2 separate regions of the Homo sapiens genome follow, and region 2 is linked to region 1. A link is a contact called in ENCODE Hi-C or POLR2A ChIA-PET data. All regions are on one chromosome and are shown on one strand. The core of a region is the stretch at or near the end of the contact, and the rest is flanking DNA. Distances in the headings are between cores, read along the strand shown.

What was found. A loop is a pair of places that touch in the nucleus more often than their neighbours do. ChIA-PET counts read pairs that join two places held with the same protein, here RNA polymerase II (POLR2A). Pooled maps may share reads with other maps.
Region 2: a loop to region 1 is called in a pooled map, with 2.8 times the contacts of the local background. The contact joins two enhancer-like sites. A Hi-C loop is called at or near these places in 2 of 168 maps with a recorded cell type or tissue (MCF 10A and PC-3) and 7 of 50 pooled maps. POLR2A ChIA-PET finds 5 or more read pairs at or near these places in 1 of 52 experiments (activated naive CD8-positive, alpha-beta T cell).

The regions. Positions count from the first base shown.
Region 1 is chr9:15,153,015-15,159,092 of GRCh38, reverse strand. All of the region lies in intron 2 of LOC124902123 (a long non-coding RNA gene), which reads right to left. Among named protein-coding and RNA genes, the nearest start is that of TTC39B, 150 kb to the left of the region's middle. Within about 2 kb of position 3,117, at least 8 of the 41 ENCODE cell types and tissues checked have a DNase peak (open chromatin) inside an H3K27ac peak, as active enhancers do.
Region 2 is chr9:15,399,453-15,405,779 of GRCh38, reverse strand. No RefSeq gene overlaps it. Among named protein-coding and RNA genes, the nearest start is that of SNAPC3, 20 kb to the left of the region's middle. Within about 2 kb of position 4,339, at least 2 of the 41 ENCODE cell types and tissues checked have a DNase peak (open chromatin) inside an H3K27ac peak, as active enhancers do.

The sequences.
Region 1 (6,078 bases), core at 1,868-4,367:
ACAGATTTATACCTATGTTTTCTTCTAAGAGTTGTATAGTTTAACTCTTAAATTTGGATCTTTGATCCAGTTTGAAGTAATTTGAGTATATGATGTGAGGTAGAGGTTCAACTTCATTCTTTTGCATGTGGATATCCTGTTGTCCCATCACCATTTATTGAAAATCACATTGACTTTTAAAGCTTCCATCCAGAATTTTCACATGGATCACTTCCATCCATATTTCATTGGTCTAAGCAAGTCATGTGGCTATGCCCAGATTCAAGGAGACAGGTAGGTACAATTCTACCCATCTATCCATGGTTCTGAGTTCACATATTAGAATTCTGTGACCCTCTTTCTCAGTACAGGTTACAAGTCCTCATAGGGGGAGTTTTTATTGGCCTAGCTTGGGAGAGGTGTGGTGACCCTCCCTTCAAACAATTGTAACTAAGAGAACAGGGTCATTTGGAACAAACATGGCTGCTGGAAGTTCACCCTATGGACTGGTGAGTGGGATAGTTAAGGGTAAGTGGTCATTATAACCCAGGTAAGTTACCCCCAAAATATCATCTATCATTTGGAATCTAACTCTGGTTTAGGTTACTTGAAAAGTGATCCACAACTATATGTTCCCTGATGACACTTTTGTTTGCAAATGTTGATTGAGTTCCTACTATTTCCTGTCAGACGGCTCCAGGCACTTGGAAAATACTGGTGAATAAACAGATTGTGTCCTTCTTGGAGCTTATATTCTAATGGGATGGGTCAGGCATTACACAATAAATGGGATAAGTAAATTATATAATGCAGGGGTTGGCAATTTAAGGCCCTCAGGCAGACTGCCTATTTTATAAGTAGTGTTCTAGAACACAGCCATGCCCATTCATTTGCATATTATCTACAGCTGCTTTCAAAATACACCAGCAGAGTTGGATAGTTGCAACAGATATCTAAGGCAAACAAACTTAAAATATTTACTATCTGACTTGTTAAAAAAACATTCACTGACCCCTAAATAATCTGTAGAAGGTGATAGGTGCATTTGGAAAGAGAAAAGGTATCCAAGTAAGGGGACCTGGGGATGCTGAGGTGGGGAAGGATGTCAGTTGTAGTTTTAAAAAAGATGGTTACAGCTGGCTTCATCAAGAAGGTCAAGTTAGAGCAAAGACTTGACAGAGGGGAGGGAGCTAAATTGATATCTGGGGGAAGAGCATTTCAGGAAGAAAACAAAAGCCCATACAAAGGCTTTAAGAAAGGGTGTGCCAAATGTGTTCTGAGGACATCAAGGAGACCATGTGGCTGGCCTGAGGCACTGAGGGGACAGTAGCAGGAGACGAGTCACATAGGTGGTTAAGTACTGACGAAAGTCAGATTTTACTCTTCTTGCAAGCTAACAAGGTTAGCCTGCACAGTTTTGTGGATTCTGGCAGAAGACATGAGAATCCTGGGTCAGAGAAAAAAATGCTTTATTACTCATGGCACAACAAGCGTCATGAACACTGGCACATTTGTGTCAATTCCCCTTGCCTGCCAAGTCCCACAAGGGTGATGTGGAGGGGCTCAGGTGGCTGCTGCACCCTCAATGGGTTTGTGTCACAGCAGAGGAGCCTCTCAGGGAACCTGAATCTTTTTTTTTTTTTTTTTTTTTGAGATGGGGTTTTGCTCTTTCTCCCAGGCTGGAATGCAGTGGTGCAATCTGGGCTCACTGCAACCTCTGCCTTCCGGTTTTGAGTGATTTGCCTGCCAAGGCCTCCCGAGTAGCCGGGGTTATAGGTGCCTGCCACCACACCTGGCTAATTTTTGTATTTTTAGTAGACACAGGGTTTCACCATGTTGGCCAGGCTGGTCTCGAACTCCTGACCTTGTGATCCGTCCGCCTCGGCTTCCCAAAGTGCTGGGATTACAGGCATGAGCCATCACGCCTGGCCAAACCTGAATCTTTTATAACAGACTGCAAGCAAACTTTCTTGCCCTTTCCTCGGAAGATAGACATTCTCTTTGCCTCACACTGAACAGTAAGCAAACCTGCCTTCTTCTCTGGGGGGAGACACTATATCTTACAAAGCTGCTCATTCCAAACAGTTTTGAAAAGCTAGTCTGGAACAAAGCCAGTCAGTACCTTTTCTTTGAGGTATGCAGAAAAGCAAGAGACCTATAATATTGTCTCTGAATGGCAGGTTTATAAGTAATCTTCAGAATGTAATGGGGCCATTTAAAAAACTTTGACTTTTACCCTGACTGAAATGAGCAACCATTGCAGTTTTCAGCAAAGGAGTGGCATGGGCTAACAAGTTTTGAAAAGACTGGATATTGAGGGTAGAGTGAGGTGGATGAGGTAGAAGCAGGAGACGAGGCCATCACAGTGACCCAGACCATAGTATGATGTCTGGGGTTTGGGCCTGAATGACCAGAAGGGTGGAGTTGCATCAGCTGAGATGGGCAAAGTGGCAGACTGAGCAGGTTTTGGAGGAATGCTCAGAAGGCATTATGGACATAATGAGTTTAAGATCCTTATTAAGGATCTTATAAGACATCTTGATGTTGAGAGGGCAATTAGATAAATGACACTGGAATTTGGAAAAGAGGCTTGGGTTGAGATAAAAAGTTGTGAGTCTTTGGTATGCAGATGGCATTGAAAGCCATGTGACTGAAGACTTATGAGAAAACCTCAGGAAATGCCTCCAATATTTCATCAGTAATTATGATTTTGGGTGAAATACATGTTCTGTTCACCCTCAAAGCTGAATTAAGCCTGCTAAGATTCAGATTGGATAAAATGTAATATAGATGAAAAATACTAAGCACAAACTTAAAAATGAGGTCTTCTGATAAAACAATTAGGGCCTTTGTCTGGCTTTTTGTAGACTTCCATATAGCTAAAAAAGGCAAAGTGTCATTTGAGCTTTAGAGGAAGGGGAGAGGAAGCCAAGCATAAAATCTCAAATTTTAATTAAGAAAATTTGACAATGTTAAACAAGAAGCAGCTGCGAGGGGGGAGATTTGTGTGCATTTTTAGCCCTGCTTTGAAAGCCTCAGATTGATTGTCTTTGGAGCAGAATGGAGCAAATTGTCACAAATCTTGTTTTCTGAGAAACCAGTTATGTCAACATTACAGCATGCCACAGCCAGCATGCCAAAAATAACACGAAAAGGAACGGCTGCAAATCTATTTAGGATTAAGCCAGTAATTATTGCGTTTGTGATCATTTCCAAGAATTGTTCCTACCCAAATATTAAATGGAAAATAAGAGCTCATTCCAGCCCTGAAAGTTTTCCATCTCATTTTTTTCTTCACTCACTAAAGATTTATGTTAATAAACTATTAATAGTTTTAAACAGAGAACTTCTATGTTGAAATTAAAAGCAAAGTCATTTTAATAATATGTTGGAGGCTTTATATTTTTCTTTATTAAAAGAGAAAAACATTTCTCTTTTTTCTTTTTATTTCTGTGTCTGAAGTTACTTATAACAATAAAACTTCTTAAAACCCAGACTGAAGGCATGTGTTCATTTAAAGTCTTGAGACACCACCTATTTCCTGATCTCCTCTACATTATTAAATAAGCAAATCTTAATTCATCCAAAATTCTAGTTGGCAAACTCTGGGTGACCATGGAGATTAGAGTGGTGATAAGGGAACCGGTGTAGTGATGGAGCTAACCTCTCTTTAATTTGGCTATTAAATGGCTTCTCCGAAAAGAGACGGAATCCCTTATTTCAGGAAAATGGATTTAAAAAAAAATGATTACAGCATAATTATTTTAAAAATACGCTTTAATATTTATCTGGCTGCTTCTTCCCCTGTTCCCATATTCCCCCTACAAGTTAGGTATATCAGCAGATCATGTAAATATTTATAGTACTTGTTAATCTATTAGGAAATGTATATTCTGACATTTTAGCGCCATGGGGGATTCTTTTTTTTTCTCTAATTTTTGTCTGAGATTTATGCATAGCTTTTATCCAGTAGGAAGAAGGACACATTCTTCCCCTACCCTTTCTCGCCCAGGTGAGCTTCCTAAGGCCAAATCACGCAAAGTTTGACCACAAAAGGTGACTTACTGACTAGCTGTCAGAAAGATGAATGCTTCCTTTAAAAATAGCAGCATGGTGTTCCTTGTCAACAAAACTGTGGCTCTTAGAAAGGATGCCATAGGCCTTATGGTTAGGACCGTCTGGGTAGGTTCAGTTCATTTGTAGAACAAAGATTTCTGTTGCAATGCTCTTTTAGCCATCCAGCTTCATTCGTTTTAAGGGCTAGACCTTGTTCTTCAGCCATTTGGCAATCTGTGTATGGAGTACTGGATACAGTGTGGTTTAGTGCAGTGGTTCCCAGCTTTTCACATCTTAAATTCTACAAATCTTTTTTCGGGGAATGGGGAGGACGAGGTGGAGAGGCACCTGTTATTGCTGTCTAAGCAGAAAGTGAGATGGCGTGAGGGTGCGGGGAGGGACGGTATTGCAGATTGGAGCACTACCATGTACCTTTAGGATGCCCTCCTCCTCATCTTCCTAGATGAGCTCTGTGTCCCTAGACTTAGTTTACACAAACACACAAAAAATAGTAAGTGTCCATGATTTTGATTATCAAAATAATCCTTGGCTGGATAATCATTCTTGGGCGATATTGTTGGGGCGAATGAGGGGACTGAGGGAGCACAAAATCTCAATAACTGATGCTAAAACCCTGTGTCCCCCATTTGGTCATGGAGCAACAAGTCAATACCAGGTCAACAGAATCTTCTATACTTAAAATCCATTTTCGTGGCTCTTATACAAGCCACTGGGAAGCCCACACATTCAACATTTGTTCCATTTTTCCTTCCAGATTAACTTTATTTTTCCACATCCCCGATAGTGATTTTTCCATTAACATTTGATGCTCAATTTTCATTTTCCCTAACATTGGTCCCTGGAAGTCTTCCAAAATCTTAGGAAGCATAATAGATTTGATTTCATCTTGTTCCTTTCTCACCTGTTTTTTTTTTTTTTTAATAAAGCTGGTTTCTTTCTTTATTTGAGCAATCTTCTGCTCTCCAAAGGAAGACTCTTTAAAGCTTAGTCCAAAGGAAAAGACTCCTATTCCAAGGCCAGCAAATTTCTTCCTCCACGTGGCCTCTAGCAGCCAGCCAGCCACCAACTGGCCTCTTGTTACAGCCTTTTGTTGACTCTCTTATGGATGCTGCTAACAGTCTCTAGCTTTCCAGCCACTTTCAGCTCTTCTGACAGTAGCCCCTTTTTGGGAAGGACCTGGAGATGAGGCTAAGGCTGCGTTGTTCCCTATCTTTGTTGGATGTGTTGCAATAAAACAACACAGGTAATTCACATTTGAGCTGGAGATTAAACTCAGGTTGGGCTTCCAAGCTGTCACCTGGGACAGTCATTGAGGTTGTGCTTCTTTATCCTGGTTTGTGGCTTGGACGTTTGTTTAGCCTTAAAACAGGATTTCAAATGACCAAAGGAGATTCTGTTGGACTTTTCCTTGGCAAACTCAGGAAGGTATGTCGTGCTTTCAGTCTTCACTGGCTGAGAATGATAGATAGAAGGAAAGCTGGGAACCTCCTAGGCCTTTCATCCCATTCTGAAGTCTCTGGGTTCAGACCTCAGTTCGTGTGTAATGTGGACGATTGATGATTGCAATGGATGTCATTTTTGTTGTTATTCCAAGCAAATGTACACTTTTTTCTTCTCTATGGTATATTTTATTTGTTTTGTTATACCAAATTGTTCAAATAATGTTGAGTATCAATGACCGGGCACCTACTGAAATAGGAAGGGTTTTAAATGGTAGGCAATTATACAAAATTAAAAGGATGAAAATGGCAATTAATGGAAGAAACACAGATACCAAAAATGAAATATTAAGAAAAGAGTAGAAAGTCTGCCAATAGGACATTCCATTCTTTAGTTTGGGGAAAGGCCCTCATGCAACATTTTCTGTGCATTTCCAGTGGGCATAGGTGTCTAAGTTCTAAAACTTCTTTTCTAAGTAGGCCTAATTCAGAGAACCCAGCTTATTAGATATAAGTGCAAGAAAACAAGCTTTATAGCCATTTACCTCCACCCTTTGACTGAGTGGGGAAAGGGAAAAAGGAG
Region 2 (6,327 bases), core at 3,090-5,589, 250 kb before region 1:
CATTGTATCTTAAAGATCTTTCATGTTGGTAAACAGAGATCTTCCCCATTTTTTTATAGTTGTATAGTTTTCCATCAAGTGGATATACCATATTTACATAACCAGTGCTCTATTAATTTACATTTGGATTGGTTTCAGTCTCTTACTCTCACAAACAGTACTTCAATATTTAATTTGATGCATAAGTTGTTTGTTATATATACAAATACATCTGTAGAATAAACCCCAGAAATGGCATTCTTGGGTTTAATAGTTAACAAATTTGTCATTCTTGTGGTGTGTGTGTGTGTGTGTGTGTGTGTGTGTGTGTTTAAAATGCAATACTACTCTTCTTCTCTTCGTGAACTCTTCCTCATTCTCCAATACTCACTTTAGCTACTTGTTGAAGACTTTCTTGCTTTCTTTGTGAGGCTTGTTCCCACCTCTGTTCTCTCATTGCTCCATATTTGTAGCTCCATTATAGTTCTTAGCCCTTTGTACTAAGATTACTTGTTGGTACAGCAGTCTCCTCTACTGGTCTGTGGTGTTGAAAAGCAGGGATGCTGTCTGCTATATTTTTTGTAACCCCAGGACCACAGACAGTGCCCAGTGTATTGTAGATGCTCAATATGGATGGCTAGGTGGATACATGGATGGATTATAGATGAATAAATGAATACAGCCAATGACATTACTAGGACTGGGGTAAATTCCAAAAATTATTTTCTGGAGAACCTGGGACAGGTGTCAATGTTAAATATCAGGTGTGTTGTTATGCTTTAGTGTTTGGGATACCTGGGTGAGTTGACTCAGAGGTACTGAACCAGGAGCAGGACACAGGAGCTCAGGTAAGTACTGGATAAGGTTCATGTTGGAAGCAAACACCAGAAATGGATCTTCCATCACTTAAGCAAAAATTTGATTGTGGAAGCTTACAATAGAAGGCTTGAACAGCCAAGTCTCAGGAAGAATGGTAACAAGGCCAGGGCTTCTGAAACAGAAAGAGCTTGTGGGCTTCTTTTCTGAGCATTTCTGGAGGCAATTCAGCTCTTACTGTTTCCTGTCTCTGATTAGGTTCTCAAAATTCTCAGGAAAGAGCCAGATAGGTCAGCAGCCCCTTCCCTTGGCTCATTTAGGCATAGCTAAAGGACAGATGTGCTTCACTATGTGCTGGGCAACCATTACAATTTTTAACTACTAGAGGTGCCAAGGTGACAAGTAGGTGGGCTTCCTATTGGTTATGTGTGGTAGAGTCACAAAGAAGCCAGGGCAAAGTAGAAAGCAGGTTAATGGGGCAGGGACTCAGATAGGAGAGCAAGCAGAAGTCCAGCCACCAAAAGGTTAGCAATAGATTGGGATTAGACTGGCAGCCAAATGTGGAATAGGAGTCATCTGAACACATCTGGCCCCAGGTCAAGATTGGCTCTGGGAACTAGAAGACTGAGCCTGCCCTTGGGAGATGAGTGTTCAGCTTGGAAGCCAACCTGGGCCTGGCATGCATCGTTTCTTGGTACAGAACTTGAAGCAGACTTATCCATGCATGCATCTAAATTCACCCATCACCACTATGAAGGACAGGGGCAGCCTGCCTTAATCCTCACAAAATATACCAACTAAACATCTATGTATTTCATTGTCTGCTAACTACTGGTGCTTGTTATTTTTTTTTAGTTCATGTTATTTGACCTTGAATCCAACTTGTATGCTGGTGTGACTGAGACAGGGGAGGGTACTAGCATTTATTTCACACCTACTATGCTCTAGACAGAGTTAGTGGTTCAGATCTCATACACATTATTACATTTTTATTCCCCAAAATAGCCATTTGAGGGCAAATTTTAGCATGTTTTTAAAAAAATGCACTTTTTTTTTTTTTTCTTGAGACAGTGTCTTGCTCTGTCTCCCAGGCTGGAGCATAGTGGCGTGATCTTGGCTCACTGCAACCTCTGCCCCCTGGGTTCAAGCGATTCTCCTGCCTCAGTCTCCCGAGTAGTTGGGATTACAGGCGCCCACTACCATGCCTGGCTAATTTTTGTATTTTTAGTAGTGACAGGGTTTCACCATGTTGGCCAGGCTGGTCTCGAACTCCTGACCTCAGGTGATCTATCTACCTTGCCCTCCCCAAGTGCTGGGATTACAGGTATGAGCCTCCATGCCCAGCCTAAAAATACACTTTATTGAAGTATAAGTGACACACAAAAAGATGTACATATTTAATGTATACAATTTAATGAGTTTGGTGATGAGTATACACCCGTTAAAACATCACCACAATCTACGCCATAAATATATCCCACCACCTAAAGTTTCCTTCCAGGATTAGGTCTCTTTTGATAGATAAATTAATTTAAGCAGAGGAAGGTAAAGTAACATGAACAAAATTATCTGAGCCTCCAGTGATCACATTTTCCCTATCACAGCGCCCTCTAGGTCCTCTTGAGTCTTATCACATGCACACAGGGCCCATGGTACCTGTCTTGATAGTGACTACAAGCCAGCCAATCAGGGACAATAGAATGCACTTGGAGTCAGGAACCCTCCACTCTAACTCAGCTGTGCTGTTAGTTAGCTGGTGGCTTCGTATCTCATCTGTAAAGTGAGGGATTGATCAGATGACATCTAGGCTCTTCCATTGCTCTAAAAATGCCTTGCCTCTGGTTTTACAGCCTTTAAGGCAATTAGAGATCACTTCTGCCTTAGAGAGCTTTAATTTGGTCTGCAGATCTATGCCATACTGTTGCCACATTTTGTTAGCCTCCACAAAAATATGCCAGTATCCTTGACATTCTTCTCTACTTCTTTGCTTTTTTTTACACATAAAATATGAGATTTAAAGAAGCAGAATTGAGTGCCACACCAGTGTGATTCCCAAGGAAACTTGCAACTTACCTATAGTTTCTTTCTTTCTTTCTTTCTTTTTTTTTTTGAGATGGAGTCTCGCTTTGTCGCCCAGGCTGGAGTGCAGTGGTGCGATCTCAGCTCACTGCAAGCTCTGCCTCACGGGTTCATGCCATTCTCCTGCCTCAGCCTCCCGAGTAGCTGGGACTACAGGCACTCGCCACCATGCCTGGCTAATTTTTTTGTATTTTTAGTAGAGATGGGGTTTCACCGTGTTAGCCAGGATGGTCTCGATCTCCTGAACTCATGATCCGCCCGTCTCGGCCTCCCAAAGTGCTGGGATTACAGGTGTGAACCACTGTGCCTGGCCCCTATAATTTCTAAAGTATAATTTGGCATATTGTCTTCTATACTTCTCTGGTCTATAGAAGTTTTTATACTACCCTCCTCCCAATTTTTGGAAATGAAAACCTTTTTTTTTTCAAATGATGTACTTATTCAGAATTCCAAAATGTAAACCAAATGTAAATGAGTAAGAAAGAAAGTTATATCAACAACTGAGAAAAAATATCCTTCTGGGAAAAATTTTTGTATTTGAAAAGACCTTTATGGATAGAATGTGAGGCAAACTTATGTGCACAAGAAATTAACAGAATTGTGAAGGTAGAGGGATGGCATAGAAATAGGTAGAGAGGGCTCAGCAACAGAGTGGTGGGCTAGATCTCAAGGTTCCTGGAAGTAATGGAAAGACCTTTATAGGAGTAGATGTGTCTAATATTCAATTTTAAGGTGTTAGGTTTCTGTGATTTAAATCCTGCCCATTTCCTCACTTGGTCTGCTACATACACTAACACCCTTATGTAAGTTGGGCATTTTGTTTGTTTGTGTAGGGTGGGTAGTAGGGGTACAAAATAAGGAAAAGGACTGATTCCATGAAAACTAATTCATTGAAAGCAGAAACTATTATTTATCAAGTGCTTCCGGGTTCCAGGCAATATATCTGGTACATTTAATCTTCTAAACTATTCTAGGAATTAGGTCCTATTATTATTTCTGTTTTCAAGATGATAAAACTAAACCCTGGGGAAAATACACATTATTTGTACCAAGTTATCCAAGGAGCAAATGCTGAGAGTAGGACTTGAATTCTGATTTGCCTGACTCCAAACTCCATTTCTCACCCAGTGATTGCTCTCTATGGCTGCCTGTGTGTTACGGGAAAGACACAGGACTGTACAGAAGAACATCCTTTCAAATTGGGAAGGAGTCAAGAGACCAAAGAATGACCCAGAGAAGTCTAGTTATTCTTAATTAGGACTTACGGACAGGGCATTCCTGGGCAGCAGCAGGACATCTCCGGAGAACTGCTCTACCACCCATCTGTAAACTGCTTTTAAGCTATTTTTTTTTTTTGCCCTTTGCCTACTGCGTGCGACGAGACTGTTTTTTTTGGTATGTTCCCAGACATGCTCTGGAATGTTTAGGTTCTTAGGGACACTTTCTTTTCAGCTGGTCATCACGGCCTTGGCTCACTGCCCAGCCTTCAGGGCTCAAGGAGTGGACATACACCCTTAAGTAACCTGGTGGGGATCCATCACCCAAAACCATGACGGACAGGGATTTAGTCACTGGAACTACAAAAACCTGCAACTAGTAGCGAGTTATGCTTTCTACTCTTCTTTATATTGTTCCTTATGAGTTGGTTTTGTTTTTGTTATTGATATATTTTGTATGTCAAAGTCCTAGCTGAGTTTGGTGGCTTATGCCTGTAATCCCAGCACTTTGGGAGGCTGAGGCAGGAGGATTGCTTGAGGTCAAGAATTTGAGGCCAGCCTGGGCAACATAGAGAGATCTTGTCTCTATTTATAAAAGATAAAATAAAGTTTAAAAATATCTAAACAAAATATATGGAACTACTATTTTCAGGCTCAGGATGACAGATACGGGCTATAATCCTTTAAAGAAGGGAAACTAGTGAGGTGAGCTCCAAGTTTATCTGCCGGAGCTCTCTGGACTGCACAGTAAAGAGCCCAAGAAGAGAATAAGGGGCTTCTGAAGCTGCTGAGAGAGTTGGAATTTGTGGGACAATGAACCACTGAGAGGGCTCTGCACTTGAAGGAGAATGGAGAAGAAAGGGGCCAGAAATGTTTGTGGGGTAGCTCCTGTGGGCTTCTTGGCTGAGGCTGAAATGCGTGTATGTAAGGCAAGGATCTGCAAGGCCTAGCAAAAGCAAAAAGTTGAAGAACTGAAAGGGAAAGTAGCTAAGTTCAAATTATAGCTGAAGATTTTAACTACTCTTTCAATAATTGATAGAACAGAAAGACAAATAATCTTGGATATGGAACATTTGAGCAATACTATTAGGTCAACTTGGACTAATTAACATTTAGAGAACACTAACCCAAGAACTGCAGAGTGTACATTCTTTTCAAGTCACTCGGAATGTTCAGCAAGATAAACTATATACTGGGCCATAAAATATGTCTCAAATTTCAAAAAACGGAAGTAATGCAGAGTATGTTCTCTGACCACTGAAAAATAAAACTAGAAATGAGTTGCCATAGATATCTTTAAAAAAAATAAAACCCAAGCTGGACATGGTGGCTCATGCCTGTAATCTCAGTGCTGAGGCGGGAGGATAGCTCTAGCTAAGGAGTTTGAGACCAGCCTGGGCGACATTGTGAGACCTTGTCTCTACAAAAAAATTTAAAAATTATCCAGGCATGGTGGCATGTGCCTGTAGTCCCAGCTACTGGGAAGGCTGGGGTGGAAGGATCACTTGAGCTCAGGAGTTCAAGGTTATAGTAAGCCATGATGGTGCTACTACACTCCAGCCTGGGTAACAGAGTGAGACCCTGTCTCTAGTAAACAAACAAACAAACAAACAAACAAAAAAGCCCAAATATTTTGGATATTAAATGACATACTTCTTTTTTTTTGAGACTGTCTCATTCTGTCATCCACGCTGGAGTGCAGTGGCGTGATCTTGGCTTACTGCAACCTCCGCCTCCTGGGTTCAAGTGATTCTCCTGCGTCAGCCTCCTGAGTAGCTGGGACTACAGGCCTGCGCCACCATGCCCGGCTAATTTTTGTATTTTTAGTAGAGACAGGGTTTCACCATGTTGGCCAGGATAGTCTGGATCTCCTGACCTCATGATCCGCCTGCCTTGGCCTTCCAAAATGCTGGGATTACACGCGTGAGCCACCGTGCCCGGCAAATGACCTACTTCTAAACAACCTACAGGTCAGAAAAGAAATTCCAAGAGAAATTTTAAAGTATTTAAAACTGAATGATAATGAAAACACAACATATCAAAATTTGTGGGATGTAGCTAATGCAGCACTTAGGGGGAAATTTATAGTCTAAAATGATTGATTATATTAGAAAATAGATAAGCCTTCAAATTAAGGCTCTGAGTTTCCACCTTAAGAAGCTAGAAAAAAAAATAAACAAAAAGTAAGTAGAAGAACCAATAAGAATGGAAATAAGAAAGATAAATCACAGAAAAG